2 separate regions of the Homo sapiens genome follow, and region 2 is linked to region 1. Evidence: chromatin loops called from intact Hi-C (ENCODE). Cell type or tissue: PC-3. All regions are shown on one strand. Each heading gives the region's core, and the rest is flanking DNA. Links, peaks and the distances in the headings are about the cores only. Region 1 has its middle 56 kb from the start of LINC03074. Region 2 overlaps LOC127898557 (a long non-coding RNA gene).

The links. Hi-C counts contacts between places; a loop is a spot of excess contacts. Peaks named below come from ENCODE experiments on the same cell type or tissue, not always from the same donor. Only the 100,000 strongest peaks of a DNase experiment are listed, where the experiment ranks them.
Region 2: a loop joins it to region 1, with 6 times the contacts of the local background. A loop is called at or near these places in 1 of 110 quality-filtered maps.

What each region holds. Positions count from the first base shown.
Region 1 is chr4:152,010,071-152,012,992 of GRCh38, forward strand. No RefSeq gene overlaps it. Among named protein-coding and RNA genes, the nearest start is that of LINC03074, 56 kb to the left of the region's middle. In PC-3, for the core only: no CTCF peak of the experiment used is centred there; a DNase peak (open chromatin) is centred at 1,521; H3K4me3 peaks cover 613 bases; H3K27ac peaks cover 2,500 bases.
Region 2 is chr4:151,920,665-151,923,586 of GRCh38, forward strand. It overlaps LOC127898557 (a long non-coding RNA gene), which reads left to right. Exons shown (of 4, transcript NR_183042.1): 3 at 1,100-1,210. It overlaps LOC127898556 (a long non-coding RNA gene), which reads left to right. Exons shown (of 4, transcript NR_183041.1): 3 at 1,100-1,210. Among named protein-coding and RNA genes, the nearest start is that of LINC03074, 34 kb to the right of the region's middle. In PC-3, for the core only: no CTCF peak of the experiment used is centred there; a DNase peak (open chromatin) is centred at 1,367; H3K27ac peaks cover 2,335 bases.

The DNA.
Region 1 (2,922 bases), core at 119-2,618:
CACAGCTTGGAAAAGTCTTCCTGTAGCATGGTAACAAGTCATCCAGACTCAAGTTGGTTATAACCCAGCGAGAACCTGCCCTCACAGATACAGGAACTGGGAATGAGAAAAGGGTTTTGCTTCAGCCTGGATCACGAGCTCCTTGGTTCTTTCCTCTCCCTGTCTTCCTCTTGGCTCACTTTGCAGAGATTTTCAGTCTATTTCAGCATCTCCTCATTAAAGTAAATAGTGCTTTCCCGAGAGCATATCTTTGATATTTCTGCAATTGTGCCATAGCCAGCTAATGTGTAATGCTGTAGTTTAATAGTCTATTAAAACACAGCACTGCACATTAAAATCTCTACTGTATCACTGCAGATCTACTTAACAAAGGCGAGGTCCCCAGAAAGCACTATTCACTTGCTGAGAGTTGCTGCAACAGAACAGGAGAAGTCTCTTATGGCGGAAGAATTTAAAGGGGAAACGGGATAGTGGAGAGGACCTCCCTGTACCTCCTCATCGCCAACTAGAGCAGCCCCTTTGCCCGTCTGAAAGGAGCAAAATCTGCTGGTGCTATGGATTGCATCTGAAAATTCTTGGAGTTTAATAACAAATCCCTGTAGATCAAATCTCATTACTCAGATCTTTATTTGGAAGCACTTCAGTTTCCTCTCTCTCCCTCTCAGAGAGAGACAGAGTTCAGGAAAGCAGCCCCTAGCCTGGAAAATGCACCACTGGCCCCTCCCTCTAGAACAATTGCCAGGGAGGAGGAGGAATTCTTCAAACAGCTGTAAATCCTCCCACCAACATCTTCCTCCTTTAGAAACTACAACACATCCCCACATCAAAGCCTCCCCTCAGCTGCCAAGAGAAAGAATCAATAGTGTAACAGAAAGGAAGCAACGTGAATGCAGGGTGTGTGGTGTAAACACCTCTACTGCAAATAACCCAAATATCACCTTAGAAACAGGAGAATAAAACTCCTGGTGCTGAGGCTTCTGATGGGCCCCGCAAGTGAGCAGTCAAAATACCAGTAGCAGCTTTGCCACAGAGTCAGGTCCAGGGAGAGAAGAATAGGGAAGACAGCAAGACAAGGATGGGACTTTGCAGGTGGGATGGTCAGAATCAAAGGCAAAGAAAAAGTAGGTGAGTCGAGAAATAAGGTACAAAAAGTAGAAGAGACACACCCATTGGAATGAGCATCAGAAGCTCTGGCAATGGTCATGCTGCCGTTCAGTCACTTTAGGATGGGTCTGGTCAGTAACCTGCACATCCTCATCCACTAGCGAATGCAGGCCCTCTCAGTTTCCCTCCAGTTCTAGTGATTCCATGAACTCCGAGTAAACCTACCTAGTGGTTGTGCGTGTGTGTAGGGGTACACATCTTTAGTCATCTTAGTTTTTAAACTCTTAATGTCACTTGATAATTGTTTAATTTGTTGAGTCACTACGATGCCTGCAGCGTTTCCGTGTCATAAAGTCAAAGCTTGCTGGAATTCATTGTGGACTTGTATTTTCCAAGCAAAGCCCTGAGTTATCTCAATTTAGTCATTTAAACTAGGAATTTAAATGACCAGTTTTAGGAGTATCTACTCCTGGCTTCCTGGATGATGAACACGTGGCCACCTTCTTCCGGAGACTATGAAGAAAGCAGCCGTGGCCTGGCCCCTCCTGACTCTCACACTGAGAATGCAGAAGCCCCAGTGCTTTTCTGCCCATGGAAGAGACAGAGGGTGTGGCCATGGTTGTTATTTTTAGTGGTTTTCTCTTCTAACCCTTCCCCAAAAATGCCAGTTGGGGCAGGGAGTAAGTACGTGGTTCTTTATCAATGTCCAACTCTTCTTGGATCTGTTCACATAACTGACATGCATTTTGTGAGCTAACTTCCCACCTGGCTCCCTCTTATCCTTCCAGTAGCTCACGTTCCCGATGTCACCATGTCCTCACCTACCGAACTTGAATTTAATCTAAATTGAAATTTTACTGTCATGACACATTTGGAGTTGCCTGGGATCCTATCTGGGGCAAAGTGGACACAAAACATGAATAAATGAACTGATAATTCCCTGGCCTTTCTCCCCTAGTTGTAGGTACAGGTGTGTCTAGGGGTGGGGAGGTAATGGAAGATGGGGAAAACAGAACTGCCTTGGTGACTTGGGGTAGAAATGGGGGTGAAGCTTTTACTTGACATTTAAGTGAAATGGGGTAACAGTGAAAAGAAGAAGTGTGAGGGCTTCAGCGTGTCTGAAAGCAGACTTGTATGAGGAGAAGCAAAGAACCACAGAGACAATGTGATTTCTGAAGTGACGGGTGATGTTTTTCTTTAGTTTTCAATTCAATATTGAGGCACCGAGTATCTAGTCAGGAAGACCCTGTCAGGGAAGGGCCAAATCTTTATTGAGTCCTCCATTGGGCCAGTGGCTGGCTTTCATATGCATTATCTCATTGAGTCCTTGCAATGACCCTTCCACAGGGATTGTTCAGATTTTATAGGTGGAGAAACTGAGGCAGAAATGGGGTTAAGTCAGGGGTCCCCAACCCCAGGGCCAGAGACTGGTAGCAGTCTGTGCCCTGTTAGGAACCACGCCACACAGAAGCAGGTGAGCAGTGGCAAGCCAGCATTACCACCTGAGCCCCACCTTCTGTCAGATCAGGGCTGGCATTAGATTCTCATAAGAGCACAAGCCCTATTGTGAACTGTGCATGGCGGGGATCTAGGTTGCACATTCCTTATGAGAATCTAATGCCTGATAATCTGAAGTGGAACAGTTTCATCCCCAAACTATCTCCCAATTCCTGCCTACTATCTATGGAAAAATTGTCTTCCATGAAACTGGTCCCTGGTGGCAAAAAGGTTGGGGACTTCTGGGTTAAGTAATGGGCCCAAGGACACACACCAGCAAAGTGCAAAAATTAGTATTTCAATACAGTTTTTCCTATCACC
Region 2 (2,922 bases), core at 119-2,618, 89 kb before region 1:
ATTTATTTGCTCCACAACGTTTTATGTGTTCCTCTTCTATTTTCTAGGTTCAATTTATTTCTAAATAAATACCTCTCTTCAGTAGTTCTTTCGGCGATGACCTATGAGTGATAAACTCTCTTTGCTTTGTTTTGCCCTCACTCTTGAGTGATGGTTTCTCTAGGTATACAATTCCTTGTTGACAATTATATTCCTGAATACCTTGAGGATAACATTCCACTGTATCTGGGCTCTATTTTTTCTGATGAAACATCAGTCCATTTATTGTTTTTTTTTGTTTGTTTGTTTTTAGATATCTGTCTTCCCTATCTTCTAAATTCTTAAAATTTCTGTATCATTTTTCATCTCTTTATTTTTCAATGCTGTAATTAATGGCAATGTCTTTAATTTTATAAACATGCATAATTTACTCAATTGTCTTCTTAACTGAACATTTATATTTGCTTGCTTTTTAAAATTAACTATTCATGCTGGGATTGGCATTGAGTATACATATACTTTTCCATACATTGCATATTAAGTTACATGCAATACAGAGTAATTAATTGAGTTAGGAGGAAGGGAAATTATTAATAGGAAAACAATAAAACAAAGTACAGGGTAAGCACAGAAAAATTAATTCTACTTTTTCCTTGAGGTAAGCTATGAAGCTAAGGTGCCTCAGGGGAGATGGAAACATGGTTTAAATATGTTTTACATTGTCCATAAAATAAAATTGAATGAATTACTCAGGAGAAGTGAACTTTTTTCCTAACACTATTATAGATGAAGAAGACACCCATGGCATGATACTGACATGCAATTCAGTCATGGTGATTCTAAGAGGAGTTGAAACAATGTGTTTCATATATACAACTTTCTGAGAGTCTGACTTCTTCTATGAGTAATGTTCTAAATATTTCCTACAGGGTCTTAATCTGCAGACTGTGAAACTTCTGGAATTGTCTGCCAAGTTTGTATGTTGCCTTTTGGGGTACAGAGATTTGAGGCTGTTGCTGTTAGTCCTGTCTGATTTTGTATAGGGATCCACTCCAGCCTGAGACCTGAGTTGGCTCAACTATCATATGGTGAAGCTTGTTTATGCTCTGTCTCTTTCTAGATCTGCACAGGAAGCACAAAGCTCTGGTTACCACTGGAAGCCGTCTTGCCCCCATAAACCAGCCTTAGGATGCCACTGATGCTGTATGGCAGAATGGAGTAACAGAGAGAAGTAAGTTGTTGATGACACCATTCACTGCTGATTGTACCATGTCTGGAATCTGCTCTACATCTAGATTTCAGTTATTTCCAGATATTTTAATCGAATGTAAGCCAATGTGAATCATGTTTTTATGACTTGCATCAGTAAGCATTGTAACTGATACAGAGATGCATAACTTGCCATTGAAGAATCTATGACTAAACGGATGTAGGAATCAGCTATAAAAATGGATGACAGACTGGGTGTGGTGGGTCATGCCTGTAATCTTAATGCTTTTGGAGGCTGAGGTGGGAGGATCACTTGAGCCCCGGAGTTCCAGATTATAGTGAATTACGATTGTGCCACTGTACTCCAGCCTGGACCACAGAGCAAGACTCTGTCTCAAAAAACAAAAAGAAAAGAAAGAAATAAAAAGGAAAAAAGAAAGAAATGGATGACAGGTCATAAGAGTTGTCACATACATAATGTTTTCTAAGCACTAGGCAGTGGTCTTCATATTCTATGTACATCAATTTATCATCATAAGAACTCAGTAAGATTGGTATTATCATCCCCGTCATTATCTCAGTATCATTTCCATTTACAGAAGTAGAAAGTGAGTCATGAAGGTTAAGTAACTTGGCTAAGTTCACTCAGCTGCTGAGCTCAAGCAGCCTGGCCCCAGAGCCTGGGTGCTTAACCACTATACTATACTGCCTCTCGGTGAAGTGCACGTACCTCCTACAGAGGTCACATGTCTTCCAACCTGGGGTTTTGGGTAAACATTGGACAACATAGAGGTCACGATTTTAATCCTTGGTAAGAACTTGGAGGACAGCTATTCTGAGTTGCCAAGGAGTTGGCAGATATACAACTTCAATAGTCAGTGGGGAAGGGAGGACAGCATACGGGTTAAGAGCAGGAATTGGTACTCATCCTGAGTTGAATCTAGCTTTGCTGCTTACCAGCATTGTGATCTAATCTGTGGGAGTTTTATTTTCTGCAGCTATAAGGTGGGGGATAGTAATCTCCAGCTTGCAAGGTTTTATAAGGTTTAAATAAAATGATTTCTACAGAGGATGGACTTCCTGCTGAGAGACCACAACTTAGAATGGATTGTCTCTAGCCTCGGTATGAGTGTGGGGAGGCCTGGTGGTGAGTCTCTGTATAGCTGGGTATCAAGGCACAGTGCCTGATTTGGAAAGTAGAATTAAAAGCAGATGCTGCTGGGTGTGGTGACTCACGCCTGTCATCCCTGCACTTTGGGAGGCCGAAGTGGGCAGATCATGAGGTCAGGAGGAGATCAAGACCATCCCGGCCAACATGGTGAAACCCCGTCTCTACTAAAAACACAAAAAATTAGCTGGGCGTGGTGATGTGCACCTGTAGTCCCAGCTACCTGGGAGGCTGAGGTGGAAGAATTGCTTGAACCTGGGAGGCGGAGGTTGCAGTGAGCTGAGATTGCACCACTGCACCCCAGCCTGGCGACAGAATGAGACTCTGTCTAAAAGAAAAAAAAAAAGTAGATGCTTTATTGGTATGAGACACCTAGAATAGGCAAATTCATACAGACACAAAGTAGAATAGGGGTTACCAGGGACTGGGGTAAGAGGGGAAAGGGAATTTGTGATTAATGGGTACAGTGTTTCTGTTTGGGGGGATGGATAGGGGTGATGGTTGCACAACAATGTGAATGTATTTAATGTCACCGAAGTATACACTTAAAAAATAAACTGACAAAT